Regions from separate parts of the Homo sapiens genome. Here region 2 is linked to region 1. A link is an interaction called in ENCODE POLR2A ChIA-PET data of the cell type or tissue named here. Cell type or tissue: K562. All regions are shown on one strand. Each heading gives the region's core, and the rest is flanking DNA. Links, peaks and the distances in the headings are about the cores only. Region 1 overlaps GREB1L (GREB1 like retinoic acid receptor coactivator). Region 2 overlaps ABHD3 (abhydrolase domain containing 3, phospholipase).

Region 1 (16,070 bases), core at 2,078-6,077:
TCCCAGCACTCTGGGAGGCCGAGGCGGGCAGATCACCTGAAATAGGAAGTTCAAGATCAGCCTGACCAACCCCGTCTCTACTAAAAATACAAAATTAGCCTGGCATGGTGGCACTTGCCTGTAATTCCAGCTACTCAAGAGGCTGAGGCAGGAGAATCACTTGAACCGGGGAGGTGGAGGTTGCGGTAAGCTGAGATCGTACCGCTGCACTCCAGCCTGGGCAACAAGAGTGAAACTCCGTCTCAAAAAAAAAAAAATTTTTCTCCCATTCCATGGATTGCCTTTTACTCTATTATTTGATGAAGTCCAGTTTGTCTATTTTTTCTTAGCTTTTGTTTTTGATATCATATGTAAGAGATCACTGCCAAATTCAATGTCACAAGGCCTTCCCCTATGTTTTCTCCTAAATGATTTATAGTTTTAGCTTTTATGTCTAGGTCTTTGATCCATTTTGAGTTAATTTTTGTGTAGGGTCTAAGGTAAGGGTCCAACTTCATTCTTTTGCATGTGACTATCAGGTTTTCCCAGCACCATTTTTCTTTAAGACAGGGTCTTGCTCTGTCACCCAAGCTAGAGTGTGCAGTGGTACGACCATAGCTCACTGTAGCCTCCAAGTTCTGAGCTCAAGCAATCCTCCCACCTCAGCCTCCTGAGTGGCTAGGACTATAGGCGTATGCCACCATGCCTAGCTAATTTTTAAATTTTTTGTAGAGACATGGGTCTGTGTTGCTCAGGCTGCTCTCAAACTGCTGGCCTCAAGTGATCCTCCTACCTCAGTCTCCCAAAAATGCTGAGATTACAGGTGTGAGACATCGTGCCCAGCCCCCAACTGTGTTTGTTGACAAGACCATCTGTTACCCACTGAATGGCTTTGGCACCCTTGTCAAAAATCATTTGACCATATATGAGAGGGTTTATTTCTGGGCTTTCTATAGGCCCAGATCAAAACTACCACACTGTTTTCATTACTATAGCTTTGTAGTAAGTTCTGAAATCAGGAAGTGTGAGATCTCTAACTTTGCCTCTCTTTCAAGATTGTTTTGGCTATTTGGGGTCCCCTGAGATACTGGATGAATCGCAGGATAGATTTTTCTATTTCTGCAAAGTCTTTGGGATTTTGATAGGGACTGCATTAAGGCTATGGATCACTTTGGGTAGCACTGATATCTAATATCAAGTCTTCCAATCCATAAACACAGGATGTCTTTCCATTTATTGGTGTCTTCCTTAATTTCCTTCATCAATGCTTTGTACTTTTCACTGTACAAGTCTTTTGCCTCCTTAGTTGATTCCTAAGTCTTTCTTTTTGATGCTATTGTAAATGGAACTCTTGATTTCCTTTAGATTGTTCACAGTTGAGGTATAGAAATGCAACTGATTTTGGTGTTGATTTTGCATCTGCATCTTTGCTGGATTCACATATTCATTCTAAAGGGGATTTTTGGTGGAATTTTTAGTTTTCTATGTATATGTTGCCTGAGAACAGAGATAATTTTACTTCCTTCCTCTTTGGTTGCCTTTTATTTATTTATTTTTTCCTTAATTTCTCTGGCCGTGACTTCCAGTATTATGTTAAATAGAAATGGTAAAAGTGGCATCCTTGTCTTGTTCATGATCTCAGTTTTGGAAAAGCTTTCAGTCTTTCACCATTGACTATGATGATGTTAGCTGTGGGCTTTTCATATATGGCCTTTATTATGTTGAGAATGCAAACTATTACACACACGTTCTTGGAAGGTAGATTTTCCTAAATCCCAGTTTTACCCTTGATCTGTTCACACTGCTTCTGGTTCTTCCATAGATTTAATAGCTTTTCTTTCATTTATCACCTACGTTTTGTTTCATTTTACGATGGCCCACTCATAAAATTTGGCTGATTACTGACTATCATCTTGATAATCACTAACATTCACCGAGTACTTAGAGGGTACTAGGCGCTATCCTGAGCATCATACAGCAACCCTATGAGATCGGCATTATTATTGTCTTCTTAGAGGTGGGGAAGCCAAGGCACAATGGGTTTAATTTGTTCAGGGTCACATGGCTAGAAAGTGGTGGAATTAGGATTCAAAATCAGACAGTTTGGCTCCTGTCTCTTCTCTTAATCTCTATACCATATTGCCTCTTGCAAAAGGCAGATCTAGGGAAAGGGTGCCAGTTTCCAGAGTTGTCTTCTTCAAAGAAGCTGCCGTCAGTTTCCTTGAAGTATCTAAAGCAGGGGACATATCAGTGGAATTGGCATACCCACTCACTGCAGCCCAGTTAACTCCCTAGTACAGGACATGTGAGTGGCTGCTTCCAAGTCTGAGAGAGCCTCTTGTCATGCTTCAAGGAAGTAAACAGTAACAGCATTTCCTAGATGTGGATTCCTTTGTCCTGTGAGGGAAACTGGATTCTTGCAATACTTTCAAAGTGTGGTTCATACCATTTGCATCCTCAAAGATATCTCTGGTTTCTGGCCCTTACACCATACCGACTCAAATGCAGCTCTAGTAATGGACTCTTAAGAATCTACATTTAAAAGTGATTCCCAGTAACACTGGTTTGAGAGCCACTGCTCTGAACATTTGGTTGGCTCCCACCTGCATGGTTCCCATGTGAACAGGCATTCTGTGGAGAGAATATAGCTGCCTGTGGGGCTTCAGCCAAGCCTGAGTGAAGGATGTGTGGATATGCAGATGTGGTTATGTTGCCTTCCAGGTGCTGCCAGGTTCCTCATCAAGGAGCTATCATATCACAACCTAGAATTGGAGAGAAACCGCCTGGAGGAGCTAGGCATTAAACGCCAGTGTGTCTGGCCTTTCATCGTCATGATGGATGACTCATGTGTCCTATGGAACATTCACAGTGTTCAGGAGCCATCCAGGTAGACTTCCAAGCTGGGGGCGTATGACACAATGCTATAGACAGGACAATACATTTCTTGACTACAGTTACATACGGAAGTAAGAAAGAGAGAGACAGCTTTCCAGAGCAAAACAGTCAACCATGAGACCACCCTCACTAGAACATTTTGTGGTGACTTAGGAATCTTTTATTTAGACATTCAGTAGCCCATTAAATTCCTGGACCATTCTGGGATCACAGCGTTGGTTAGCTATTAAAGTCTACTGCGGCCAGGCACAGTGGCTCATGCCTGTAATTCCAGCACTTTGAGAGGCCAAGGCGGGCTGATCATTTAAGGCCAGGAGTTCTAGACCAGCCTGGCCAACATGGTGAAATCCTGTCTGCTAAAAATACAAAAATTAGCTGAGCGTGGTGGCGCATGCCTGCAGTCCCAGCTACTTGAGAGGCTGAGGCAAGAGAATCACTTGAACCCAAGAGGCAGATGTTGCAGTGAGCTGAGATTGTGCCACTGCACTCCAACCTGGGTGACAGAGCGAGACTCTGTCTCAAAAAAACAAAAATAAAGTCTGTTGAGACACTATGATTTATGGAGAAAGACTGCTGACATCTCAAATCAGGAGACCTGGTTTTAGCCCCAACTCTGTTTTTTGTTTATAATTTTTTGTAGAGATGTTGCCCAGTCTGGTGTTGAACTCCTGGGCTCAAGCAGTCCTCCTGCCTTGGCCTCCCAAAGTGTTGGGATTACCAAGTGTGAGCCACCACACGCAGTCATGCTTCTTAACTGTCTGTATGAAAAAGGAAAGTCATCTCACCTCTCCATATCTCAAGTCCATCACCTGTAAAATTACGCCTGGGCCAAAATCAGTGGTTCTCTTCCTGGGGTAGTGCCCCCTCACATTGCTAGGGGGTGCTGGTCGGGGCATCTGTGAGGACCAGAGAATGCCAAACATTTTAAGAAGTCCGACACAATAAACCCCCAAAATTCAATAGCACTCCCATTGCAACACTGTGCCAGCTGACCTTTAAGCCCCTCCCAGCTCAAACACTGTGATTTTGTGTCCTTGTTCCTATTTTGGATTTGAAGCCAGTGAAATTTTCAAATATTCCTTATTATACACAATTACCAGAACTGGGAAGGATACCTCTATGCTTCCAACCTCCGGCTACCTCTTCTTTGGCAACTCTTTATTCACTGTTCACTCTGACACAGGCCGGATTTCTTTCTTTGCCCGAAAGTGATAAGCCCCACCCCAAAAGGCAGTTTCTTTATAATAGTGACAGGCAGTGTGAAAACTGGGCTTGACATTCTTCTCCATTTGCTAATACGAAGTAAATCAGTTAATTTTATCCTTGAGAGTATTACTGGTATATAGTAGTGTGTAGACACTTCACAAATGATCCTCTCTTCTGTAATATTTATCAACATCTTATATAAACTATATTTCATAGCCAGCCCATGGAAGTAGGAGTTTCCAGTAAGAATGTGTCCTTGAAGACTGTCTTGCAGCACATTGAAGCCACACCAAAAATTGTCCACTATGCAATCTTGGGCATACAGAAATGGAGCAGCAAGCTGACTTCTCAGAGCCTAAAGGCCCCATTCTCTAGGTGTCACGTGCATGATTTCATTCTCCTCAACACAGACTTGACTCAGAATGTGCAGTATGACTTCAACAGGTAAGTCAGGCCTCATGGATGCAGGTAATCCTGGCATCTACTGATTGCTTCTGCCCAGCTCTAGCCTCTGTAATGCTTTTATTCGTATGTCTTCAGTTGAGAAGCTGACTCTTTATGTGGGCAAGGAGAAAGGGGGATCACAAGCCCCAAAGTGTGCCCCTTTATCAGCAAACTGACCTAGACCTTAACAGGGGTTACAATGTGAAATGCTTAGAGAAAACACTTTAGCCATCTCATTATTCAACAAGAACTCAAGACACAAAAACTACTGACTCAAGTCAGTGTGTGGACCCACAAACATCTAAGATTAAGCCTCCTTCACCCTCCAGACTCAGAAGGAAATCACTTTTCCTGAATGTTAGACTAAGCCCTCCTTCACCCTCCAGACTCAGAAGGAAATCAATTTTCCTGAATGTTAGTAGGATTCAGGGAAATCCTACTGTAGGGAAAAGGCAGCAGATGGGGATGAGCAGGGTAGCCATGGCCTTGCCTCCCAAATAAATTATGTCCAGGTTCCTACAAAACCTGAGAGGGCCAAGCAAGAAGGCAGGAACCATAAAGTCCTTATGCCAAACTTACGGTTATAGAATAGCTGCTGCTTTCACTCCTGTTTTAAATTTGACAGAGGCTTCATCCTGCTTGTAGCCAGAAATTTAAAACTGGGAGCACCTCTGCATTCCTGTTTTGCCGGAGTGTATCAAATAGGAATATAGTCCTGTTTTTGCATAGGGATACCTAAAACCTGTGACATAGCTGGGACAAAAATAATCTCACTTTCCCCTTCCTTGAAAGGCTGTAATGCCCAAATCAGAGTTTTTCCAGGTCAGTGTTACGAGGGCCAGCTCCACAAAAGCATGGTTGATTATTTTAGGCTCCTAATATCTTGCCACACATTTATTTCTCTGTGTATAGTTATCATGGTTGAGATATGCCAGCGGAAGAAAACTATTGTTGTGGTTACAATTTAGGTATTTCTGTGAAGATGCTGACTTTAATCTGAGAACAAACAGTAGTGGCCTGCTCATCTGCCGCTTTAATAACTTCAGTCTCATGAAGAAACATGTTCAGGTTGGAGGGCAAAGGGACTTTATCATTAAACCAAAGATCATGGTGAGTACCGCAAGCTTGATTCAAGTGCTGAAAATAAGCACAATGATAATGACTATCTTTGTTATTAGATGTTGGCATTAAGCACTTTCTATTTTATTAGAAAAGTGAAATAACACAAGGGAGTTTTTTTTTTTTTTTTTTGAGACAGTCTGTCCCCTAGGCTGGATGGAGAGCAGTGGCGTGATCACGGCTCACTGCAAGCTCTGCCTCCTGGGTTCAAGCGATTCTTGTACCTCAGCCTCCCAAGTAGCTGGGATTAGAGGTCCGTGCCACCACGCTTGGATAATTTTTATATTTTTAGTAGAGATGGGGTTTCACCATGTTGGCCAGGCTGGTCTTGAACTCCTGACCTCAAGTGATCCACCCGCCTTGGCCTCCCAAAGTGCTGGGATTACAGGCATGAGCCACCGCATCCGGCCATTAGGGAGTTCTTAATGTCAAATTTTCAATCTCATTTCTGTTACTGAGACTCATCTAGAGCCAAAACATTTGTTTTGACAATCCAACAAAATTACTTTAGATGTCAGCCTTAAATCTAAGTTTCTTTGGATTTAAGCCTTAACACATCCTTCAAGGCTTTAGTTTCAAGATGGCAAACTTTACATTTTTACCTTCTTTTTTTGAGACAGAGTCTCGCTCTGTTGCCCAGGCTGGACTGCAGTGGCATGATCCCAGCTCGCTGCAACCTCTGCCTCCCGGGTTCAAGCGATTCTCCTGCCTCAGCCACCACGCACCACCACATTTTTACATTCTTTATGTAATACATGAGAGAAATATAAATCAAGATGCCAGTCTGATCCTTTGCTAGAAGTTTCTTAAAAGATAGTAATAAAGATCAAAACCTGTATTACTACCCTTTTCTAAGAAATCTACTGAATGTAGTAATTCACAGCATGGGGGCTACCAGTGGAGCTTAGAAACCTCTTTGCCATTTTTTTGGTGGGGTTGTGGGGTAGAGTTAGGATGAGATAGGATTTAACCCACACACACTGTAAAAGGCTTCCGATTGGATCTCACAGTGTACCTGTTAAATGTGGTAACTTTCAGAGAAGCCTGCTTTCTTCTGCCCTCGCTGTGTGTAACTTACATTAAATCCTATTTTACTATTCCCAAGAGAAAAAAATTTTCAGGACCCTTTACTAACATACATTTGAACCTAGCACCCCTCACTGTGCTACTGCTATTATTTGGCGACTGTTAGGATACACTTCAGTGTTTCCTCACCTGTTTAATCCAGTGACAGACAAGTTTCCCATGATCATCTCGCCTCTGATTTCAGGTGTCAGAGAGCTTAGCACCCATCTTGCCCCTTCAATACATCTGTGCTCCCGACAGTGAACACACACTACTGGCAGCCCCTGCACAGTTTCTCCTGGAGAAATTCCTTCAGCACGCCTCATATAAACTCTTCCCCAAAGCCATCCATAACTTCAGGAGTCCTGTGCTGGCCATTGACTGCTACCTTAACATTGGACCAGAGGTAAAAAGGGTGTGGGGGATACTGTGCTTACCTACATCCATCCATTTCTTTCTCATTTTAGCTGTTTACAAAAAAGGAGCCTGTGACATGAAATATCAATCAAGATGCCAGTCTGGTCCTTTGCCAGAACTTTTATTAAAGATAGTAATACAGATCAAAACTTGTATTTCTACCCTTTTGCATACTCACTTATGCAAAGGTTCACACAACATGCAATGGCAGTTTGCCCTCCCCATGCCTATTTTATCTCCACAAATGAGCCAGAGAATATACAACTCAGCTGTCAGCTCCTCTAAGAAGCCTACCTCGGTGACTTTGGGCAGCAGTTGCTTGTTCCCACTTCTCTTAACATTCATCAGATTATACTGTAATTATGTGGGTTTTTCTTCATAAAAGTGTGAGTTCTTCAAAGACATACAATGTCTTAGGCATTGTTTTAGACATACGTAAGAGGAGCTCAGTGATTACCGAACAAATAAATGTGTATCACCTGAAGCCTTTAGAGGTGGCATTTCTCCACTTCCCACCCCTTGGACTTCTTTCTAAAATTTTTCACATTTTAGTTTTTTTTAAACTGCCACTTGCACCTCCAGGCTCCTACTACTAAGCTGTCCCTTTAGAAATGATTACTGTACTACATCCTCCTTGTAAAAAATGTTTTAAAATCATAAGAAAGTAAAGTCACCTGCCAGAAGAATATTTTGGTGTACTACATTTCCTTCCAGGGCTTTTTCTTTGTATGTATTGAAAAAAACACACATATCCATACACGTACTCTTTTAACGCTAAAGTCACTGTATTCAGTTTTGGAAACTAATTTTTAAAATTTCACAGTGTAAACATTTTACATTCCCATTTTTATGTTTCAGTAATCTACACTGTAGATTGGGTAATGAATTATAGAATTTTAGAAGTAGAAGGAACCTTAAAAACCATCAGATATAAAGGCCAGGCATAGAAGCTCGTGCCTATAACCCAGCATTTTGGGAGGCTGAGGTGGGAGGATCACTTGAGGCCAGGAGTTCGAGACCAGCCTGGACAACATGGTAACACCCTGTCACTACAAAAAATAAAAATAATTAGCCAGGTGTGATGGCGCACGCCTGTAGTCCCAGCTATTCAAAAGGCTGAGGTGGGAAGATCACGTGACCCCAGGAGTTCAAGGTTGCAGTGATCTGATTTGTGCCACTGCATTACAGCCTAAGTGACAGAGACCCCATCTCAAAAAAAACAAAACAAACCCACACCCACGAGATCTAATAACATCTTTTACAGTATTTATGTAAGTACTGTAAAAGATGTATGTAATTTACATGTCTGACCCAGATATTCCAATTCCCCTATCCTAGAGTCCAGGGCTCTACGTATTAACACAATCTCAATACTTAACAACAGCTAACATTTACTGAATACTAAGTTATTTAATTCAGAAAACATCCTATGAAACAAGTACTATTGTTATCTCTACAGATGAGGAAACTGAGGTATAGTGAAATGAAGGAGACTGTTCATTGTTCCATGGCTACTAAATGGAGGAACCAGTATTTGAACCCAAGCAGACTGGCTCATGCATTTAGCCATTCCACTGTTTTAACTCCCAACTATCTTACTTACTTCTCCGTAATTTTTGCAGTTATCATCTGTTCACAGAAGCCAGATAGAACCAAAAATTTAAATTCATGCACTGTCTTTTTTTTTTTTTTGAGATGGAGTTTCACTCTTGTCACCCTGGCTGGAGTGCAATGGTGCAATCTCGGCTCAGTGCAACCTCGGCTCAGTGCAACCTCCACCTCCAGGGTTCAAGCGATTCTCCTGCCTCCGTCTCCTGAGTAGCTGGGATTACAGGTGCACACCATCACGCCTGGCTAATTTTTTTTGTATTTTTTACTAGAGATGGAATTTTGCCACGTTGGCCAGACTGCTCTCCAACTCCTGACCTCAGATGATCCATCCACCTCGGCCTCTCAAAGGGCTGGGATTACAGGCGTGAGCCACCGCACCCAGCCCATGCACTGTCTTAAGCTTCTATCCAATTGAAAATTTAAGTATATCTAAATGGAAAGCTGATCAAAAATATTTTTTATTCTCACCAATAAGGCAATCCAAACATTTAATCTTTCCTAAGTATGCTTTTTTGTGGAAGGTAGTTTTTTAAATTTGATAAAGACTCTTAAATGGAAGGGCTTGTTTCTTACTACTAATTTGTCTCCTAATAGTCCTTTATTATGAAACATAAATAAGAGAAGCTTTAAACAGGTTAACACTTGGCACGCTACATAAAGGAGGCTGCAAAGCTTAACTAACCAAGCCATTTAAGTTAATATTGGAAAAAACTCATCTCCTTTACCTTATCCTGAAATAGAGAAAAAGGAAGGTACTGAGTCATTCTGCTGAACTGCAGATATTTTGCTTGCTCTTGAAATGCCCATGCTATTTTTGCTTGATGATTTCAGGTGGCCATATGCTATATCAGCTCCAGACCCCACTCCAGCAATGTCAACTGTGAAGGGGTGTTTTTCAGTGGACTCCTTTTGTACCTCTGTGACTCTTTTGTAGGTGCTGATCTTAAGAAATTTAAATTTCTAAAAGGTAAGTCAAATTTAGTATCTTGCTTGTAATTGCTATTGGTTCCCACTGAGCAAAATACAGAAGATAAAGATATTTTTAAAAAGCACTTGAGGCCAGGCGCAGTGGCTCAACGCCTGTAATCTCAGCACTTTGGGAGGCCGAGGCGGGTGGATCACGAGGTCAGGAGATCGAGACCATCCTGGCTAGCATGGTGAAACCGTCTCTACTAAAAAATACAACAAAAATTAGCCAGGCATGGTGGTGTGCACCTGTAGTCCCAGCTACTGGGGAGGCTGAGGCAGGAGAATGGCGTGAACCTGGGAGGCGGAGCTTGTAGTGAGCTGAGATCACGCCACTGCACTCCAGCCTGGGCAACAGAGCAAGACTCCGTCTCAAAAAAAAAGTAAATAAATAAATACAAAATCAGCCGGGCGTGGTGGCTCCTGTAATCCCAGCTACTCGGGAGGCTGAGGCGGGAGAATCGCTTAAACCCGGAAGGCAGAGGTTGCAGTGAGCCAAGATCACGCCATTGCACTCCAGCCTGGGCAACAACAGTGAAACTCCATCTCAAAAAAAAAAAAAAGAGAGACTGGCCTAAGAACAAACTAAGATTAAACATCACAGATAATCCTTATAAAATGACCTTTGAGATCAGTGAAGAAAGTGAGGTTCAGAACGCTGTGCAGCATGAGAACAGGGAGAGGGGTTGTGCGGGGACTGTGCATTCATTCATTCACTTATTTATTTATTTATTTATTTAGAGACTTATTGGGGATGGGGGAGTGGTAGATTTTGCCTCCCAGGAGACAGAGACACTTCTGATTGTCGCACTGGAGGCTGCTGCTTGCTGGCATATAGTGGGCAGAAGCCAAGACTGCAGGATGTTTAGATTCCAAACATCCTACAAGACACAGAACAAGGCTAGGTGTGATGGCTCACGCCTGTAATCCCAGCACTTTGGGAGGCCAAGGTGGGTGGATTGGCTGAGCTCAGGAGTTTGAGACCAGCCTGGGCAACACTGTGAAACTCCGTCTCTACTAAAATACAAAAAATTAGCTGGGAGTGGTGGCGTGCACCTGTAGTCCCAGCCACCTGGGAGGCTGAGACAGGAGAATTGCTTGAACCCAGGAGGCGGAGGTTGCAGTGAGCCAAGATTGCACTACTGCACTCCAGCCTGGGCAACAGAGGAAGACTCCGTCTCCAAAAAAAAAAAAGGTAAGACACAGAATAGCCCCCACAACAAAGAATTATCCAAGTCCAATAGTGCTGAGGTTCAGAAACCCTAATCTAGGAGGAACACATGAGAAACATAACATTAGTTATCACAGGGAAGAGGGAATGTGGTTGGAAGATTACTTACTTTATACTCTTAAAAATTACTGAATTTGGGCTGGGCGCAGTGGCTCACACCTGTAATCCCAGCACCTTGGAAGGCCGAGGCAGGTGGATCACGAGGTCAGGAGATCGAGACCATCCTGGCCAACATGATGAAACCCCATCTCTACTAAAATACAAAAAAAAATTAGCTGGGCCTGGTGGCAGACACCTGTAGTCTCAGCTACTTGGGAGGCTAACGCAGGGGAATTGCTTGAACCCAGGAGGCAGAGGTTGCAGTGAACCGAGATCGCACCACTGCACTCCAGCCTGGAGACAGAGCAAGACTCCGTCTCAAAAAAAGAAACAAAAAAAATTACTGAATTTGCAAAACTACTTAATAAAATAAAACAATTCTGATAGATTGCTTATCCATCTGTTGGTTCTCAGATGTGTTAGCTTAGGAAATATAATCAGAGATAAAGTTCTTTATAAATTCAATCCCTGAGCCTAGGACATATTTCTGTCTTTTTTCCTGAAGGTGCTACACTGTGTGTCATCTGCCAAGACAGAAGTTCCTTGCGCCAAACAATTGTCCGCTTAGAGCTAGAAGATGAGTGGCAGTTCCGCCTCCGGGACGAGTTTCAAACTGCTAACAGCAGTGATGACAAGCCTCTCTACTTTCTTACTGGACGTCATGTATGAGCTTTTGAAGAGACCAAAACAGCAAAAAGATGCCTAGGTGGGATGGGACAGAAACAATTTGGGATTTTTCTTTTTCCTTTAAAGTACAATCACTGTGGAGCAAAGTGCAACATATTTGTCTAAATTCTCCAAAGAACTCCCCAAATCTGATCCAGGTCTTTGGGGACATCACTTTCCTTCAGTTCCAATTACAGGACCCTTAAATTCAGGTAAACTCTATCCTAGGCAGTTATGCAATTACTTAAGATACGGTCTGCCCATGGGATCCTGAGGAGGATATACTTTGGAGAGTGAATATGGAGTTTGCATTATTTTTTTCTATTACTATGTTAGGGGGAAACTGACTGTCAGGATTAACTAGCCTGAATGTGTTACATGAGACTCATGCCATTGGTGTGGAATCAATTGAAGATTAACGTTTGAGGCCTGAACCCTCAGTTTCTCTTCAGATCTGTACTTTGGTACAGTATTACTCAGGGGTTTGAAATGATAGAATGTAGACGATATTTGTATTTAAAAAAAGAAGTAGCTTTGTCTTTCTCTGTGCAGTGTTAGTTTAAGATTTATAATCTTCTATGTATTGAAACTTTTGGCAAAATTTCCACAGGAGTTAGAAGTTTACTATTTAAACTGAACAAACAAATCAGTAAATGCAGAGCAGGCATTGTGTGCATTTATGCATCTTCTCCTAGCCTAATTCCTTTGCTTTACCCACTCTTTAAATGTGTTTCCAGTCTTTAAGAATATCTTATCTATGAGACTATGGAACAGTGATTAATCTTTTGCAAGAACTTAAGTCAGTTAAGAAGCTTTCAGCAGGTAACCTGCACCCACCGTTTGGTTGGAATTAAGCAGTTGGCACCAGCAAACCTAAATGTCAGGCTGAGGTTCTGTTGCAGAGTGAAACTAGTTTGTTTCCTTTCAGGGACTCAAGCAAAGCTTCCTTTAAAAGATGCACTAAATATTACCACCTTACACTGACAACGCCACAGAAATTGCCGAATTGGGAAATTGAGCCATAGAAAGAGAAATGTTTTTTTACTTAATCTTACCAGTGACTCTTGTGAGGAGTAAGGAAGACTCCATTAAGAGTCTTTTTGATTCATTAAAATCAGCAGGGGGTGTTTGTCCAGTATCGGCAATGGGAGGCATATGTTTCTACAGATTTCTCAAATATTTTAATCAAAAACATTATTTTTAGAAAGTGTTCTAGATAAAACTAAGTCTTAGAAGTTTACTCTTAAATTACTCCAGTTCTCATCATTGAACAATCTCTTGAGAGTTTTCTCATTAGCCCATATTTACTACTTTATCCCCACTTAAAATGGCCATTTTTACTTGAATCAATCTTGTTTGTGACCTGAAACTACTGAGGGGCCTACTAAGCCTGCATTTACTTAGAACAAATAGTGTTAATTGACCAGCTTTATTATCTTATGACAACAAGGAGTTTACAAAGCTAGTGAAAAAATGGAATGTATTAGACTAAAAATGGTTTGCAGATCTCTTGGTTTTAATATAGCTACTTATAATGCTTTAACTGTATTTTGAAGTGAACAATTCCTTTTAACCCCATTTTTAATTGTCCTTCAAAGAGGACCTGCCTTATATATGCTTTAAAAAATACTCCTTAATTTTAGTACAGCAGAATTTTTGGTAAAGAGGTATGTTTTGAAGCAATTTGGTTTAAATATGAATGTATTTCACTTGTTCCTGTTTTGTTGAAAGGGCCTAATGCAAATAATACCAAGAAACCCACTGTCTGTGCAATATTCCAATAACATTTACATAGGGCAAATAAAATACTTGAAAGAATTCTGAAACAATTGTACCTGGGGTGGATGGCCTCTCAGGGTTTCTTCTGGCTTTATGACTTCATAGTTTAAAGAACTTTTTTTTTAAGTAGTTACATCAGATGCAGGTACTCCATTAGTTAGGGCTGCACTCTGAAAATTCAAATTATTATTATGAGCTCTTAAATACTATTTAACTCTGGAAGAGATATGCCAGAATAAAGCCAAAAGACCATCACCCCTATAATGGAGAAATTGATCTGCCTATTCTTTTCAAAGCCTATCTTACTAATGTTTGGATCTTTTAAAATCATCTTATCATCAGTATAATTCTTGAGTATGTTAGGTCCTTCTTTAAGGATAAAATTGCACAAGCACAGGACACCATGATTTGTGTGTATATATATATATATCCTAGTGTGTTCAGCTTTAAGCTTTGCAATCCCTTAGGACACTGATGTGGGATGAATGGATTCGCTAGGCCCACACAGTAACTCACCTGTAGACCTGCTGAACCTCAGCATGTATGACAGTTCACACAGGTTAATACTGAATGTAAACGAAAAACTAGAAGACAATTGTTATAATTTTTTTTGGCTGTAATTTATGCAATTGCTTTTTGTGATTTTTAGAAAATGGGGCACCCGTGTTATTACTGTAAAATGTTCTTAACCAAAATTTGGTGAATTTCACTAGTCTACCTCACATTTTGTTAATGATTCAAAATTGTCTTGTGTCTACTGTTATATTTTTGTCCTTTGATTTAATTTGCTTAATGTATTAAAGTTATCTCCCACCCCCTCCAAAAAGTTATTTTTTCTTTATAGTTTTCTGGCATGTTTGTTAAGAAAACAAGCTCCCTGACTCTGGCAATGTCCTAAAAAGGCTGGAAGTCAGTCACATTATAGGTTGGACAACCAAGATTAAAGAGGTGTTGAAAACATACATAGTAGATACCAATCTTTTATTTGACAGATTGCAACTACACTCACTTTGATGTCCTTCTGGAAACAGAACAACTTTGGGTTGCTAAAACTAATACAAGGTGTTTGTTATTGTTAATCTCCAGTTAAAACTTCTCAAACTTTTTGAGAGTGTCTCAAAGTTGCTAGAACTATGTAGTATGAAGATGCTGTTATTGTAGTATGAATTATATCTTCTTAAAAAATTTTACCAACTTTTGAGAATAACAACTTTGTTGTCCCAGAAAAATGGCTTTCAATCTATTAATAAAGTGTAGTAAATTAAAAGAATTTGACATAGATTCCATGAAAACAATCTTCTAGGCCAAAGGACCCTCAGGAAGGGCAATAAATATTTGTAAGTGTAATGACAGACTTTCAGAGGAAAGTAAAGACTACTGGTGTTCCACTATACATTCCAAAGCAGCTGCCTTGAAAAGACTATTAATTAACTGTGAAACTGACTGCTGCAACATCACACTAAACTACTTAGGCCTGAAACAACATCCAGAGAACGAACATTTATCAAGCTTCTCTTTAGACACAGAAACTGGAAATTGGCCCTTAAAGCTTCCTCTGAGTCTAGGAGAATACTACTCTAACACTGAAACCTTGGCTTCACTGAAAACAAAACAACAACAGTAAAAATACTGCTAAAGATGACTTTAGGAATTGCCGCTAAGGCCAAAGAAAAAGTCATTCACATAATAAATTCACTGTGCTCTCAACTATCAAGTGTTGTTGAGTTAAAGCATCTACTTCAGTGACTATGACAATAGATGATGGTATTAAGTTAAAAAAAAAAAAAAAAGGCAACACCAGTAAGTTCTTTTCTGACCACTTCATTCCACATATTTTATTTTTACTAGTCCAGTGTATTTTATTTTTACCAGAAGGGTGGGGGTGGGGGGTTGCTAAAAGACAGAACTCATCCCTTTTTCTGCCTAAAGACTCAGGAGCCATGAGAAAGAAAATGTATGTCTAGAGTCACTACCCTAGAAATCAACTCACTCAGCAATCTCAACCCTAGCTGCAATGTGGATGGGCAGGAATACAGCTGTGTTCCCATCCAGAAGGATAAGACTCTATAGCTGGGCAGCCGTGCAAAGTAAACAAGAACAATTAAAATAACACTGCAGGTTTGTTGTACTCACTGACTGTCCTTACAACAGTCAGGCTTTCAGTAGATAAACCAAGTTCACTCTTGCATATTATGAAGTAGTAAAATACTGCTTTTTATCTGTGTGTCCATGCAGATAAAAGCATCGCCCATAAAATCTTGTAGTTCCTGACTATATTTGTGGCTCTTACCATGTCTCTATGCTAGATATTTTTATAAACAACCAACAACTACATGAGGGCTGCTAACAAAAAATCTATAAGCACCTTTATATAGTCAGCAATTACAGACTCACCCTCTTCTACAGTCTGTGGCCATTAGTGTACACTCACCGTGTCCCTGCTGCCTCCACCACTCCACTGAGACTGCTCTTTTCCTAACATCACTTGGGCTCTCTTCAGTCTTCAACTGTGGTATGACAGGGTTGATCATTCTTTGATTCTTGACATTTTTCCCTTGGTTTCTACCACTCTCTTCTGGCTCTCCTACCTTGC
Region 2 (16,070 bases), core at 7,016-11,015, 140 kb after region 1:
TTGGCATAAAGTTTAAGATCAGTAGATGTTAGTTATTATTATGAATTATTATTATCAGTTGGGGTTTTGTTTGATTTTAGAGACAGTGTCTCCCTGTCGCCCAGACTGGAGTGCAGTGGCATGATCAGAGCTCACTGTAGGAGCTGGGTATGGTGGCTCACGAGTCTAATCCCAGAACTTTGGGAGGCTAAGGTGGGAAGATGGCTTGAGCTCAGGAGTTTGAGACCATCCTGGGCAACATGGTGAGATCCCCATCTCTAAAAAAAAAAAAACCCTAAAATTAGCCAGGCATGGTGGCCTGTGCCGGTAGTCCCAGGTATTCAGGAGGCTGAGGTGGGAGGATCAATTGAGCCTGGGAGGTAGAGGCTGCAGCAGTGAGCTGAGATGGCGCTACTGCACTCCAGCCTGGGTAACAGGACAAGACCCTGTCTCCAAAACAAACAAATGAACAAACAAACAAAAATAGCTCACTGCAGTCTTAAACTCCTGAGCTCAAGAATCCCCCTGCCCCAGCTTCACAGATAGCTAGGATGACAGGCATGAATCACTGCACTTGGCCCATATTTGCCTGTTTTTGAAGAGTAGTATACTACTTTTGTTTTTAACACTTTGAGTATTTTTACTTTCATTTAATAACATACAGACTGAATTCATGGTGGGTGCTATGATCAGAATGTTTGTGTTTCCCCAAAATTTATATGTTGAAATTATCACCCCCAAAGTGATGGTATGGCTAGGCGTGGTGGCTCATGCCTGTAATCTCCACACTTTGGGAGGCCGAGGTGGGAGGATGGATTGATCTCAGGAATTTGAGACCAGCTTGGGCAACATAGTGAGACCCCCGTCTCTACAGAAAATACAAAAAAGAAAAAAAGGAATAAAAAAGTAATAAAAGTAAAAAACAGCAACAAAGTGATGGTATTAAGAGGCGAGGGGAGAGAAATGGGGAATGACTACTAATGGTTATTGAGCTTTTTGGAGGATAATAAAAATGTTCTAAAATTGTGGAGATGATTGCATAACTCTGTGACGAAACTAAAAACCACTGGATTCTACATTTTAAATGAGTTAATTGTATGATACAGGTATTGTATATCAGTAAAAAAAAATTGGCGTCCTAGCTACTTAGGAGGCCAAGGCAGGAAAATTGCTTGAGTCCAGGAGTGCAAAACTTTAGTGCTTGATGATTGTATCTGTGAATAGCTACTGAACTTCAGCACAGGCAACATAGCAAGACCCCATCTCTAAAAAATAAACAATTTTTAGCCGGGTGTGGTGTTGCGAGCCTGTAATCCCAGCTACTCAGGAGGCTGAGGCAGAATTGCTTGAACCCAGGAGGCGGAGGTTGCAGTGAGCCGAGATCACGCCATGGCACTCCAGCCTGGGCGACAGAGCAAGACTCTGTCTCAAAAAAAAAACAAAAACAAAAACAAAACAACAATTTTTTTTTAATTGGAAAATGCAATTCAAAGAAAAAGAGAGCCTTTGGGAGGTGATTAGATCATGAGGGCAGAACCAGAGTGACATTAATGTCCTTATAAAAGAGGCTGGATGGAGGGAGTTCTTAGAACTGTGAGACCTTTATGTCTGCTGTGTAAAGCCACTCCGTTTATGGTATTCTGCTATAGTAGCCTGAAGGGACTAAGACAGTGGGCCTCTCCCTCTCAAAGTATGAGGTTTTTGTTTTTTTTGCTAAAGCTGGAGACAAGGTGTGCATAGAGAAGGTGTCACCTGTTACTTACCTTCTGTCGGAGAAAAATCCTGGTGTGAGAAGTTAGGGAAAAGAGAAAATGGGGTCAAATTTAGCGCTCCTGCTTTTGTTGAATGTGTCAGTTATTTGAACCATTTACTCAATTTTCTTATCTTTTTATGCAGAGTAACTTTTGTTTATTACTTAATTAGATTAATACTGCCTTAGTCTGTTTTCTGCTCCTAATAACAAATATCTGAGATTGGGTCATTTATAAGAAAAGAAATTTATTTCTTACAGTTATGGAAGCTGAGAAGTCAAAAGTCAAGAGCTACATTTGGTGAGAGCTGTCTTATGGCGGGGACTCTGAAGAGTCCCGAGGCAGTGCGGGGTATCAGATGGCCAGGAGGCCGAGCATGCTAGCTCTGGTCTCTCTTTTCGGATAAAGCTACCCAGTACCCTCCCATGATAACCCATTAATCCATTAATCCATGAATAGATTAATCCATACATAAGCGCTAAGCCCTCATGAGCCAATCACCTCTTAAAGGCCCTACCTCTCAAAATTGCCACGTGGAGGATTAAATTTCAACATGTGCTTTGAAGGGCACATTCAAACCATAGCAGATACCATTTATCTTTCCAGAAGCTTAAACAACAACAATAACAACAACAACAAAAAGAACTAAAAAAGAAAATGAGAGTATAAATATAACTATTTTAGATTAACTATTCCCATACCTTTTCTCTGCCTCTCATTTTCTGGTATTTCTTAATGTTTTCACTTCTTTTCTTTGACAGGCACACACCACCACGCCTGGCTACTTTTTGTATTTTTAGTAGAGATGGGGTTTCACCATGTTGGCCAGGCTGGTCTCGAACTCCTGACCTTGTGATCCACCCGCCTCGGCCTCCCAAAGTGCTGGGATTACAGATGTGAGGCACTGCACCCGGCCATCAACTTCTTATATTTTAATAGTACTCAATAGTTCAAGCATTTTTATGTTATCTTTCTAATCCTCATACAAACTCTAAAACTGATATTACTATCTGCATTTTATAGATGAAGAAACTGAGGTCTAGCAAGGGTAAATGATTTGCTTCAGGTCAAATGGCAGATCAGCAGCAGAGCTAAGAACCAAATTCAAGTGCTCTGAATTCAAGTCCAAATTTCTTACCCAAGAAAAGAACTTACAAATACTAGGATCAATGATTAATGATTATAAAGAGCTCTAGGTATATATATAGAATATTAGGCATTTTTTGTGTGTAAAAATCTATTTCTAAATATGTGTCATGAAAATATATATACTAGTTTATTCTACATCATGTTTCTCCAAGCATTACTTCAACTCTAAGAAAACCTGGAAGTTTCAAATGTCATATTGGAACACTTCTGTATAGCATTAGGAAAAATAAACTATATTCAGGGACCAGGAGTTAAGTACAGAGCTTGGAAAAATAGAGGCCTGAAATCCTTGCATCTGCCCATAGGTAAAGTAAAATAGATAAACAGTATATTTAAAATTTACAGATACTAATTAGTGGGTTAACAGTTTCAAGCAGAGAATAATGCTCTTCCCCCCACCCCCACTGCCCCCAAAGATGGAGTATCACTCTTATGCCCAGGATGGAGTGCAGTGGCATGATCTCAGCTCACTGCAACCTCTGCTCCCCAGGTTCAAGTGATTCTCCTGCCTTAGCCTCCTGAGTAACTAGGATTACAGGCATGCACCACCATGCCCGGCTAATTTTTCTATTTTTAGTAGAGACGGGGTTTCACTATGTTGGCCAGGCTGGTCTCGAACTCCTGACCTCAGGCGACCCACCCGCCTCAGCCTCCCAAAGTGCTGGGATTACAGGCGTGAGTCACCACGTCCTGCTGAATAATGCTCTTTTGGGATCATTCAGATCTGTTAATGTATTGCTAGCTTGTCTACCAATATCCAGCTGGTATTTAGTTCTTGGTAATATGATCAACAAACCTGAAGTATATATAGAATAGATATGATTATTGTACTGTTTGCAAGATTTGGGTACCAGTATCTAACTCTAGGGGGAAGATAACTATTTATAGAAGGCACAAATAGACAAATTGTCGAGTTATAAATTAATACTGAGTCACAGTCTTAACAGTAACAAGAAGTCTTTCTTATTTGATCCAAGTAAATATTTTTATTTAAAAGATGTTCAGGGTCAGGCACGGTGGCTCTCGCCTGTAATCCCAACACTTTGGGAGGCCAAGGCAGGAGGGTCACTGGAGGCCAGGTTTGAGAACAGCCTGGCCAACATTGTGAAACCCCATCTCTACTAAAAATACAAAAATTGGCCAGGTATGGAGGTGCGTGTCTGTAGTTCTAGCTACTTAGGAGACTGAGGCACGAGAATAGCTTGAACCTGGGAGGTGGAGGGTGTAGTGAGCTGAGACTGTGCCACTGCACTCCAGCCTGGGCGACACAGCGAGACTCCGTCTCAAAAAAAAAAAAAAAAAAGGTGAGAGTCAAAATACTGTCTTTTAAGTGAGGCCTCGAGTTAAAATAGCACATTTCTTAGGTATTCTTTATCACCTGACCTTGCAAATTGTCCTCATCAACTCCAAATTAAGTTCTAAAATGTTGAGTGCTTACCTTGTGACCAACCAGTGCTATATTAGGTTCGGAGTAACTGTGAGATTTTAAAAATTACCATGTTGATTCTGAAGTCTGCAGGGGAAACAGAATGCTTTAACAGATGCTCTGCTTCAGAGACAGGTTGCAAAAATCCCTCCTCTCCCCACTCCTGATTTGCAAGTCTTACCTTTCCATCAGTGTCGTGGCCTAACATTCAAGTATTATTATTATTAACAAATAATTATTAAGAATTTTGAATGAGCCAGACACTATACTGGCCCCGGGGAAAAAAAGGAGAGCAAAAAAGACATGTTTCCTATCCTCACTGTGCTTATAGTCTGCTGGAGAAAGCAGGTAAATAAAGAAGCTATCAGTAAGTGTGATAACTGCTAGAGAATAGTGATTTCCTTAACTTCTAGTAACTTCTAGAATCCCAGTGTTTTTCAAACTGCAGGTTGCAACCCATTGGTATGTCTCAAAAAATACATTTTTACAGTAATTTTTATTTATTTATTTATTTACAGAGTCTCACTCCCTTACCCAGGCTGGAATGCAGTGGTGCGATCTCTGCTCACTGCAGCCTCCACCTCCCTCCAGGGTTCAAGCGATTCTCGTGCCTCAGCCTCCCAAGTAGCTGGAATTAGAGGTGTGTGCCACCATGCCCAGCTAGTTTTTGTATTTTTAGTAGAGACAGGTTTCCCCATGTTGGCTAGTCTGGTCTCGAACTCCTGACCTTAGGTGATCCCCCAGCCTTGGCCTCCCAGAGTGCTGGGATTACAGGCGTGAGCCACCACGCCCGGCCTCACTTTCATTTTAAAAATAAAAATGGGCCGGTTGCGATGGCTCATGCCTGTAATCCCAGCACTCTGGGAGGCTGAGGTGGGCAGACCACCTGAGGTCAGGAGTTTGAGACCAGCTGTGCAACATGGTGAAACCCTGTCTCTACTAAAAATACAAAAATTAGCCTGGCCTGTTGGCGGATGCCTGTAATCCCAGCTACTCAGGAGGCTGAGGCAGGAGAATCGCTGGAACCCGGGAGGTGGAGGTTGCAGTGAGCTGAGATTGCACCACTGCACTCCAGCATGTGCAACAGAGTGAGACAGTGTCTTAAAAAGAAAAAACAGTGATGTTCAAGTAAAAAAAATAGACCAGACTAGACTAGGATGGGCTAGAAAATATGAGAATGTATTGCACGTAATACGAGTATTGTTCTATAAAATGTGTGTTTATTGGCCGGGAGTGGTGGCTCACGCCTGTAATCCCAGCACTTTGAGAGGCCAAGGTGGGCGGATCATAAGGTCAGGAGTTCGAGACCAGCCTGGCCAACATGGTGAAACCCCCATCTCTACTAAAAATACAAAAAATTAGCCGAGTGTGGAGGCGCATGACTGTAATCCCAGCTACTCAGGAGGCTGAGGCAGGAAAATCACTTGAACTCAGGAGACGGAGGTTGCAGTGAGCCGAGATCTCGCCATTGCACTCCAGCCTGGGCGACAGAGCAAGACCCTGTCTCGGTCGGGGGGCGGGGGAGTGTGTTTATTTATTGGGTTCAAAGTGTAAAAAATGTTTGAGGCTTCTCCCCCACCCACCCCCCACCCCACCCCACCCCTGGCGAAAAAAAAGAAAAGAGAAAACTGTATCTATTTTCATCCCTAGTGCTGAATACAATGCTCTATATAGAGAAGACTTGGGATAAATTTTCGATAATGACAATAAACAGAAACATGAGAGGGAAACTAGAAAAAAATTCCATGATATGCTTAAAATGAACTTTTCAAAATAAGCGCCAGCTCACAAAGTTGTATTTTCATGTTTATACCACTATCACTCAGCTAATTTTGACTAAGGACCTACTGTGTTTTAGGCAATATGCTAGTTGCTTGGGATGTAAGAAATAATTAAAACACAGCCTTTCTTTCTCAGAGCTTGCTAGTGTGTGAAGAAACAGCTGGGGAGAATAATCCTCGATATACAAGAATCAGTACTTGAAAATATTCATCTCATTATAAATAACAAGTACATAATTACATGCATGTAGAGTTGTGTTTTATTTTTGTTTTACACTAGTGGTTATCTTTAAATCTTTAAACATTACAGTGCTAGTTCATATTTTGGTCTTGGTAGAATATCATGGTTAAAACTTATAATTCAGATTCACTAGGATGTTTATAATAAATAAAACATACAATTAGTGTTGGTGAGGATGTGGAGAAATTAGAACCCATGTACATTGCTGGTTGGAATGTAAAATGGTACAGCTGCTTTGGGAAAGCCTGGTAGTTCCTCAAAAAGTGTAGAATTACCATATGACCAGGTATATACCCAAGAGAAATGAAAAATATGCCCACACAAAAACTACACAAATGTTCATTGCAGCATTATTCATAATAGCAAAAAGAAATAACCTAAATGTCCATCAACTGATGAACAAAATTTGATCTCTATCTGCACAGTAGAATACTATGCATCCATAAAAGGAACATCAGGCTGGGCGCCGTGGCTCACACCTGTAATCCCAGCACTTTGGGAGGTTAAGGCGGGCAGATCACAAAGTCAAGAGATCGAGACCATCCTGGCCACCATGGTGAAACCCCGTCTCTACTAAATATACAAAAATTTGCCGGGCGTGGGGGCGTGTGCCTGTAGTCCCAGCTACTCGGGAGGCTGAGGCAGGAGAATGGCTTGAACTAAGGAGGCGGAGGTTGCAGTGAGCCGAGATTGTGCCACTGCACTCCAGCCTGGGTGACAGAGCGAGACTCCGTTTCAAAAAAAAAAAAAAAAAAAGGAACATCAAGAACTGGTACATGCCACATATGGATGAACTTTTAAAACATTATGCTAAGTGAAAGAAGCCAGTCACAAAATAGCATACATTGTTTTACTCCATATACGTAAAACAGCCCAGAACAGGCAAATCTATAGACACAGAGATTAGCAGTCGTCTAGGGCTGAGGGATTAGTGACTTCTTCTAAAAGGGGTAGAGGGTCTTTTTTTCAGGGTGATGAAATGTTCTAAAGTTAGATTATGGTGATGGCTGCATAACTCTGTGAACAAACGCCACTGAATTATGCCCTTTAATTTTTTTTAGAGATGGGGCCTTGCTGTGTTGCTCAGGCTGGAGTGCGGCAGATGTTTAAAGGTGTGATCATAGCTCACTGCAGCCTCGAACTCCTGGGCTCAAGTGATCTTCCTTTCTCAGTCTCCCGAGTAGCGAGTAGCAGGGACCACAGGTGCATGCTCACTGCTCTAGCTCCAAATTGTGTACTTTAAATGGGTGAATTTTATTATATGTGAATTACATCTCAATAAGGAAGTTAAGGTCGGGTGTAGTGGCTCACACCTGTAATCCCAGCACTTTGGGAGGCCGAGGCGGGCGGATCACGAAGTCAGGAGTTCAAGACCAGCCTGGCCAACATGGTGAAACCCTGTCTCTATTAAAAATACAAAAATTAGCCAGGTGTGGTGGTGGGCGCCTGCAATCCCAGCTACTCCAGAGGCTGAGGCAGGAGAACTGCCGGAACCCAGGAAGCGAAAGTTGCAGCGAGCCGAGATCGCGCCATTGCACTCCAGCCTGGGTGACAAGAGTGAGACTCCATCTCATAAAAAGAAAAGAAGTTAAAAAATATGATTCAGGGCCGGGCGCGGTGGCTCACCCCTGTAATCTCAGCACTTTGGGAGGCCGAGGCGGGCGGATCACGAGGTCAGGAGATTGAGACCATCCTGGCTAACACGGTGAAACCCCGTCTCTACTAAAAATACAAAAAATTAGCCAGGCGAGGAGGCGGGCGCCTGTAGTCCCAGCTACTCGGGAGGCTGAGGCAGGAGAATGGCGTGAACCCCGGGGGGCGGAGCCTGCAGTGAGCCGAGATCGCACCACTGCACTCCAACCTGGGCGACAGCGAGACTCCGTCTCAAAAAAAAAAAAAAAAAAAAAGATTCAGGCCAGCCAGCATCCATGGCAGGATCAGCCCCCTCATCCATACAGACCTAATGTAATTATTATGATTGAATCAGAATATATTTTGTACAGACAAAAAAGCACTGGTATTATTATTGCTATCATCTTAGATACAGTATTGAGGGAGTCTACAAGTACATCTTCAGGAGTTCTCCAAATGGTGGCATTTTTAGTAAATAATTTTATGTTAATATATATTTTTTGTACATGGTTCTCTCAACGTGTTACCTGAGGAAAAAAATATGTATTTTATAAACAGGCTGAAGTAACGAGGAGGGAAAAGATGTTGAATAATGTGAAAATTATTATTATTAGCTGGCTAGCCCAATAACCATTGCCAATCCCCTTTCCCTTGCCTGCCTTCACTATGATTGATAAAGTATGTAACTGACAAATTACTTGCTTTCCCAGTCTCTCACTCCACCTGGATGGCCATGTGACAGGGGTCTAGCTAATGGATGTAAGTGCAAGTCTTCTGGGAAAGCTTTCACTTTCCTAAAAGGGGAGATGTGTCTGGCTCCACTCTTCCCTTTTCATTCTTTGAACACAAATGTGTCATCTGGAACTGCAGCAGCCATCCTGTGTTTAGGAGATAACTAGCCACCGTGATAAGGATGGAATAGAAACAGCCTGGGTCTTTGATGACATTGGTAAGCCTCTGCACCAGCTCTGGCCTGCCCACCAGAATTCTTATAATACAAGTTAATGAGATATAATTTTTCCTTAAGGCACTGTTAGGTTTCCTGCAGCTGAAAGTATTCTTAATTGGTACAAGTGGTGTGAGCTCAATATTCTGGAAACAGTAAAGCAAAACAGTATTAATGTTTCTTACTAATGCATTAATAAAATTATCATAAATTACTTTCTAGGGATTACTTTCTGGGCCCTTTTAGCAGATAAAAACTCACAAAGGACCAATTTAAAATGGTAGAATTTATTTTAATATAATGATATATATGTGTCCACATATACTATTTTAAAAATAAGCATGTAAATTATAATCATTATAAAACATAAGTTAGTCCTAATTTAATATTATCAGAGTAAAAGAGCACATATAGAAGTCAGTCTAACTTTGTTGCACTTGTCTTTTAAAGTTAGAATACATAAAAGATTTAGCACGTTGTATTTTATCTTATTTCAGTTTTCATGTTATCATCAACTATAAATACCCTTAGGAATGTACCACCTTATAACTTACATTGAAATAGCCAATATTTCTTAGTAGTTATTAAAGTACCATTAAATCACCTAAAACAAATAATCTAAAAAAATACTAGTTTAAATTAAAACCCTGAGGAATTAAAATTTGTTTTACACAATAGTTTTGGTTAAGTGCAATTTCATGTACATACTACTTTGTTTAAGGATGTACTTGGTAAGGCATAGTAAAAATAAAATCTACGTAAGTAACAATCTAATACTATATTTAATTTGTTGCTACAAAGTTGTTTTGTTTCTCTAAAAAGTAGTTTTTGCATATCATTCTGGACCTCTTCACCCATCTGCTGGCTTATTTGCTTTATATACAACAGTTAAAATTTGTGCACTAAGCTGAGCTGCCTTCACAATTGTGGTTCAGACAAAATGCACCCAAAGAACTACATGTTAAGAGAGTTCATGTCCATGCTCAACCATGGCTTGCACAAATTGCTTGAAGACACGATCCATGTAAGTGGACTGTCTTGGCCAGATTCCCTCCAGAAAACCAATATGGCCTCCATAAGAAGTAAGGACCAAAGCAACATTAGGATTTTGCTTAGCAGTTTCTATTGGAATAGCTTCAGACCAAAAAAAACATGGCAATAAGAGAGAAGAAGGAGAGAGAAAAATATAATCATTATGTTTTTGTCAGGAAAAGCATATACCTTTATCATGTCTAATAAACAGAAATCAAAACACCATTATATAAATATATGTAATGAGCATAGTTAAATGGAATGAGTCTACCTTATATCAACTATATTCTTACAACAGTTCATATATATGGTCATGTCTGCACAATCATTTTGGGAAGAATCAATCCAAGATTGTTCTTCATAACACAAAAGTATACATCAAGTCTTACTTTGAGAAATTAAAGTAAGACAATTCAAGGAATGGTGAATCCTCATAATAGGCTATAAAATTCCCACTGAAGTGTTAGGGCAGGGGAAAAAACTAAGCTTAGCATCTTTGTGAGAGTTAGAAATTCATTAGGTATTATTTTGATTAACTTTACATGATGTGGCTGGGCATGGTGGCTCATGCTTGTAATCCTAGCACTTTGGGAGGCCGAAGTGAGAGGATCACTTGAGCTCAGGAGTTCGACACCAGCCTGGGCAACATAGTGAGACCCCATCTTGAAAGAAAGAAAAGAAAGGACAGGAAGAAGAAAGAAAGGAAGACAAGAAGAAAGCAAAGAAAAATAAAGAACGAAAGAAAGAGAAAGACAAAAAGAAGAAAAAGAAAAAGAGAAAGAACGAGAATGAAAACAAAGGAAAGAGAGAAAGAAAAAAGAAAGAAAGAGAGAGGCCAGGTGTGGTGGCTCATGCCTGTAATCCCAGCACTTTGGGAAGTTGAGGCAGGTGGATCACGAGGTCAAGAGATCGAGACCATCCTGGCCAACATGGTGAAACCACGTCTCTACTAAAAATACAAAAATTGGATGGGCGTGGTGGCACGTGCCTGTAGTCCCAGCTACTTGGGAGGCTGAGGCAGGAGAATCGCTTGAACCCGGGAGGCGGAGATTGCAGTGAGCCGAGATCACACCTTTGTACTCTAGCCTGGCAACAGAACAAGACTCCAACTAAAAAAAAGAAAGAGCTCACGCCTGTCATCCCAGCACTTTGGGAGGCTGAGGCAGGTGGATGACCAGGTTAGGAGATCAAGACCATCCTGGCCAACGTGGTGAAACCCCATCTCTACTAAAAATACAAAAATTGGCTGGGCGTGGTGGCGCACACCTGTAATCCCAGCTCCTGGGGAGGCTGAGGCAGGAGCATTGCTTGAACCCGGGAGGCAGAGGCTGCAGTGAGCCAAGATCATGCCACTGCACTCCAGCCTGGGCGACAGAGCAAGACTCCATCTCAAAAAAAAAAAAAAAAAAAAAAAAAAAAGAGCTGGGTGTGGTGGCTCACGCCTGTAATCCCAGTGCTTTGGGAGGCAGAGGCAGGTGGATCATGATGTCAGGAGTTCAAGAACGGCCTGGCCAACATGGTGAAACCCCATCTCTACTAAAAATACAAAAAATAGCCAGGCATGGTGGTGCACGCCTGTAATCCCAGCTACTTGGGAGGCCAAGGCTGCAGTGAACTATCGCACCACTGCACTCCAGCCTGGTGACAGAGCTAATTTTTGTATTTTTAGTAGAGACGGGGTTTCACAATGTTGGCCAGGCTGGTCTAGAACTCCTGACCTCAAGTGATTTGCCTGCCTCAGCCTCCCAAAGCACTGGGATTACAGGCGTATGCTACCTGTCTGGCCTGAGTATAACCTTTAAAAGATATGAATTAAAGTTTTTTTTTTCTCCCATGCTTAGAGGTCAGTGAAAATGTTTTGATATAAGGTCTCTAATGGATCAAAACCTGGCATGAGAAGTGTTTTGATTTCAGATACTGCCAAATCTTATCTCCCTAATTAAGATAACATGGTTGAGGCCAGTGTGGTAGCTCATGCTTGTAATCTCAGCACTTTGGGGGGATCTCTTGAGGCTAGGAGTTTGAGACTAGCCTGGGCAGCATAGCGAGACTGACCGTGTCTTTACAAAAAATGTTAAAAAAAAAAAAAAAAAAGCCTTGTGTGGTGGCATGCACTTGTAGTCCTAGCTGAGGCTGAGGTGGGAGGACAGCTTGAGCCCAGGAGTTTAAGGCTGCAGTAAACTTTTTTTTTTTTTTTGAGATGGAATTTCACTGTTGTTGCCCAGGCTGGAGTGCAATGGTGTGATCTCGGCTGGCTTACTGCAACCTCTGTCTCCGGGGTTCAAGCAATTCTCCTGCCTCAGCCTCCTGAGTAGCTGGGATCACAGGTGTGTCCCACCACGGCCAGCTAATTTTGTATTTTTTTTTTTTAGTAGAGATGGGGTTTCACCATGTTGGTCAGGCTGGTCTTGAACTCCTGACTTCAGGTGATCCACCCACCTCGGCCTCCCAAACTGCTGGGATTACAGGCGTGAGCCACTTCGCTCGGCCTGACTGCAGTAAACTATGGTAGTATCAGTGGACTCCAGTCTGGGCAACAGAGCAAGATCCTGTCTCCAAATATATATATATAATGTGATTGATGCAATAATTACAACTTCACAACTTGGGCTGAGTTTTAGGGGCAAATGAGCTAATTAAAGGTAACAGCTTCTCTACCTCACCCCCTTGTAAGAAAAAGGAAGCTAAAATTCACTGTAAGAGAACTGGGGCCCTTCCACAAATTGACTGTTTAGACAGTGCTCTAAATTTGACCCTTCATAACACTCTAAAGAATAAACCGATAGCCCTAAAGCAAGGCTCAACAAGCTAAGTTCTTATCAAAAAGTGGTCCTGAGTTCACGTCCTTAGCTAGCCACGTCCGTCCCAAGAAAGAACACCTAAAAGTGAACATCTATCTTGGGATCAGGTGTGGGAACTTAAGGGGGAATGGCTGATACTATTTTTGCTTTTCCTTTTTCACCAAACATTTAGAGTGTTTCATTTGCCTCTAAAGGAATTATCAAGAGCCTAAACTTCACACTCTGGATACATTCAGAAATTTCTAACAGAGAGTTACAGTCATATCAGAAGAACAAAAGGCTGGGCCACATTTGAGGCATGTGAAAGATGCTGGCTGCCTGTTCTCTCAGACTGCAGACAATTGTCCACTATTTCATTGCGGCAAGACTATTTTAAAGGCTTGGGAAAGAATAGGAAATAATGAGTTCAAACTTCACCCAAGTGGGTAAGGTTAAAATGTTGGGAACTTTTTATTGGTAAAAAGGGCAGTGAAATATAAAAACGGGTAGAGAAATACTGGACTTCCTTAATCCAATGAAAATATGCTAAAACAATCACCATGTAAGTCAACTGATATTAAAGTTCAGAGTTTCATTTTCTAAATTGTGGTCAAGGCTGTAAGTTTCAGCTTCTAAGATTACCTGTGATTAAACATAAATCACACAATAAAATAGGATCTCCTAGAGAAATGATAGGTAATTTAAAAATATATATATATACACACACTGGGGATTTTCTGAAAATTTCACAACATATGTGTTATGTTTATAGTCAGAATCATTTTTTAAATGAAGTATTTGGGGAAAATGGTTTTAATGCATTGAGGGGAAAGAGAGAAAAAGTTTTTTTTTTTTTTTTTTTCCAAGATAGAGTCTCACTCTGTCACCCAGGCTGGAGTGCAGTGGCACGATCTCAGCTCACTGCAACCTCCGCCTCCTGGTTCAAGCAATTCTCCTGCCTCAGCCTCCCAAGTAGCTGGGATTACAGGCACATGCCACCATGCCCAGCTAATTTTTGTATTTTTAATAGAGGTGGAATTTCATTGCGTGGGCCAGGCTGCTCCTTATCTTTGTTATCAAATTTCATATTTCTTGACTTAAGAAAGCAGGAAAGTTGGCGGGGTGTGGTGGCTCATGCCTATAATGCCAGCAGTCTGGGAGGCTGAGGCAGGCGGATCGCCTGAGGTCAGGAGTTCAAGAGCAGCCTGGCCAACATGGTGAAACCCTATCTCTACTAAAAATACAAAAATTAGCCAGGCATGGTGGCGGGCACCTGTAATCCCAGCTACTTGGGAAGCTGAGGCAGGAGAATTGCTTGAACTCGGGAGGCGTGAGCCGAGATCGTGTCTTTGCACTCCAGCCTGGGTGGCAGAGTGAGACTCCATCTCAAAAAACAAAAAAACAAACAAAAAAAAGGAAAGCAGTAAAGTTTAGGCTGGGTGTGGTGGCTCACGCCTGTAATCCCAACACTTTGGGGGAACCAGGCAGGCGAATTACCTGAGGTCAGGAGTTTGAGACCAGCCTGGCCAATATGGTGAAACCCCATCTCTACAAAAATACAAAAATTAGCCAGGCATGATGGCGGGTGCCTGTAATCCCAGCTACTTGGGAGGCTGAGGAGGGAGAATTGCTTGAACCCGGGAGGCGGAGGTTGCAGTGAGCCGAGATCGTGCCTTTGCACTCCAGCCTGGGCGACAGAGCGAAAAAGAAAGCAGGAAAGTTTATTTCTGAATAATTTTCTTTTTTTTTAAGAGACAGGGTCTCACTCTGCTATTCAGGCTGGAGTGTAGTGGCATGATCATAGCTCATTGCAGCCTCAAACTTCTGGGCTCAAGTGATTCTCCCACCTCAGCCTCCCAAGTATCTGGGACTACAGGCACACACCACCATGCCCAGCTAATTAATTTTCTTTTATACAGTATTCCAGGGAAAAGGAAAGGATGTTTCTCTTTAAATATGACCTTCTAGTCCAAATATGCTTCACTAATTGAGATATTCAAAGCCACTGTGTTTATAAAGTCTCAAGTTCTCTTCCAGATTAAAAGGGAAGAAAAACTTCAAATTCTTCTTTATAGGAATCTCAGGAAGAAGAGGCAAGTGATAACAATATTCTCCTGAGGCAAAAGGACTGTAACATAATCTGTCCAAAGAACAGTGTATTTGGTAAGAAGGAAAGGTTATAAAAATGAGAATGAGCAAAACAGTGAGTCATAATTTGTTCTGAGCCTCTCACAATGGACTAGATAAGGGTCTGTGAAAATATTTAAGTGATTTGAGACATTTAGATACTGTGTTATGAGTATCTAGTTTTTTTATCATAATGGAAATGACACATTTTCTTATTACTATATTTCCTTAAAAATAACAATATATTAAAAGTTGATTCATGTCAAAATATATACAAATATGTTAATTTTACCATGACTGGGTGAGAAAACATCATCCACAGAATTTAGACACAATACTGGAATTCCTACTGACTTCAGTCTAGGACTCGGACTGGCATCAGTATAATAATCATCAATTGTTTGGTATCCAAACATGACTGAAGTGAATCGCTTATCAAACTCTCTGATGGATTTAGCCTGAAACACAAAAACAAATTATATCTAGTCTTGCCCAAAAGAAGAAATAAAAGTATTACATAAAGTTTCTCTCCTACCTTCATGACATGATCCATATCAACTTGTTTTACAAACATATGTCGGTGCCTGGAACAAAAGAATTTCGGAAGTAAAAATCAAGATCATTCCTACTCCATCATACTAAAAGGACTTAAAAACAAATTACTAAACAGCCTACCACAGGGCACAAAGTTGGCACTCAATAAATATTTGCTTAATCAGGTACGGCAGGATTAGAATAATAATGTTTGTGCTGAAGATATTTTCTTCAAGTACTTTTTTTTTTTTTTTTGAGACAGAGTCTTGCTTTGTCGCCCAGGCTGGAGTGTAGTGGCATGATCACGGCTCACTGCACCTTCAGCCTGCTGGGCTTTAGTGATTCTCCCACTTCAGCCCCAGAGTAGCTGGGACTACAGGTGTGCACCACCACACCCCACCAATTTTGTGGGTTTTTTTTTTCTTTTGGTAGAGATGGGGTTTTGCCATGTCACCCAGGCTGGTCTCAAACTCCTGGGCTCAAGTGATCCACCCTCCTCGGCCTCCCAAAGTGCTGGGATTATAAGCATGAGCCACCTTGCCTGGCCTGGTAAAATCTAATCCAGTGTTTAATGTCAACTTCCAGGATAACTAAGGTTTTCAGTAAGTCATGTGCAAATCAACAGTACTTTTAAAGTTTATATTCATCAATTCACTTAAAAGTACGTAACAGTCATAAAAAAATAAAGATTA

The links. ChIA-PET counts read pairs that join two places held together with the same protein. Peaks named below come from ENCODE experiments on the same cell type or tissue, not always from the same donor. Only the 100,000 strongest peaks of a DNase experiment are listed, where the experiment ranks them.
Region 2: POLR2A ChIA-PET joins it to region 1 with 6 read pairs; 3 of 35 experiments call an interaction of 5 or more read pairs at or near these places.

The regions. Positions count from the first base shown.
Region 1 is chr18:21,511,121-21,527,190 of GRCh38, forward strand. It overlaps GREB1L (GREB1 like retinoic acid receptor coactivator), which reads left to right. Exons shown (of 33, transcript NM_001142966.3): 28 at 2,701-2,866; 29 at 4,297-4,524; 30 at 5,493-5,634; 31 at 6,914-7,114; 32 at 9,568-9,703; 33 at 11,538-14,992. The coding sequence ends at 11,701. Among named protein-coding and RNA genes, the nearest start is that of GREB1L-AS1, 68 kb to the left of the region's middle. In K562, for the core only: no CTCF peak of the experiment used is centred there; no DNase peak of the experiment used is centred there.
Region 2 is chr18:21,641,725-21,657,794 of GRCh38, forward strand. ABHD3 (abhydrolase domain containing 3, phospholipase) reads right to left here. Exons shown (of 9, transcript NM_138340.5): 7 at 15,380-15,428; 8 at 15,137-15,302; 9 at 9,177-10,039. The coding sequence ends at 9,867. Among named protein-coding and RNA genes, the nearest start is that of MIR320C1, 34 kb to the right of the region's middle. RefSeq lists a silencer at 9,751-9,951. In K562, for the core only: no CTCF peak of the experiment used is centred there; a DNase peak (open chromatin) is centred at 8,847.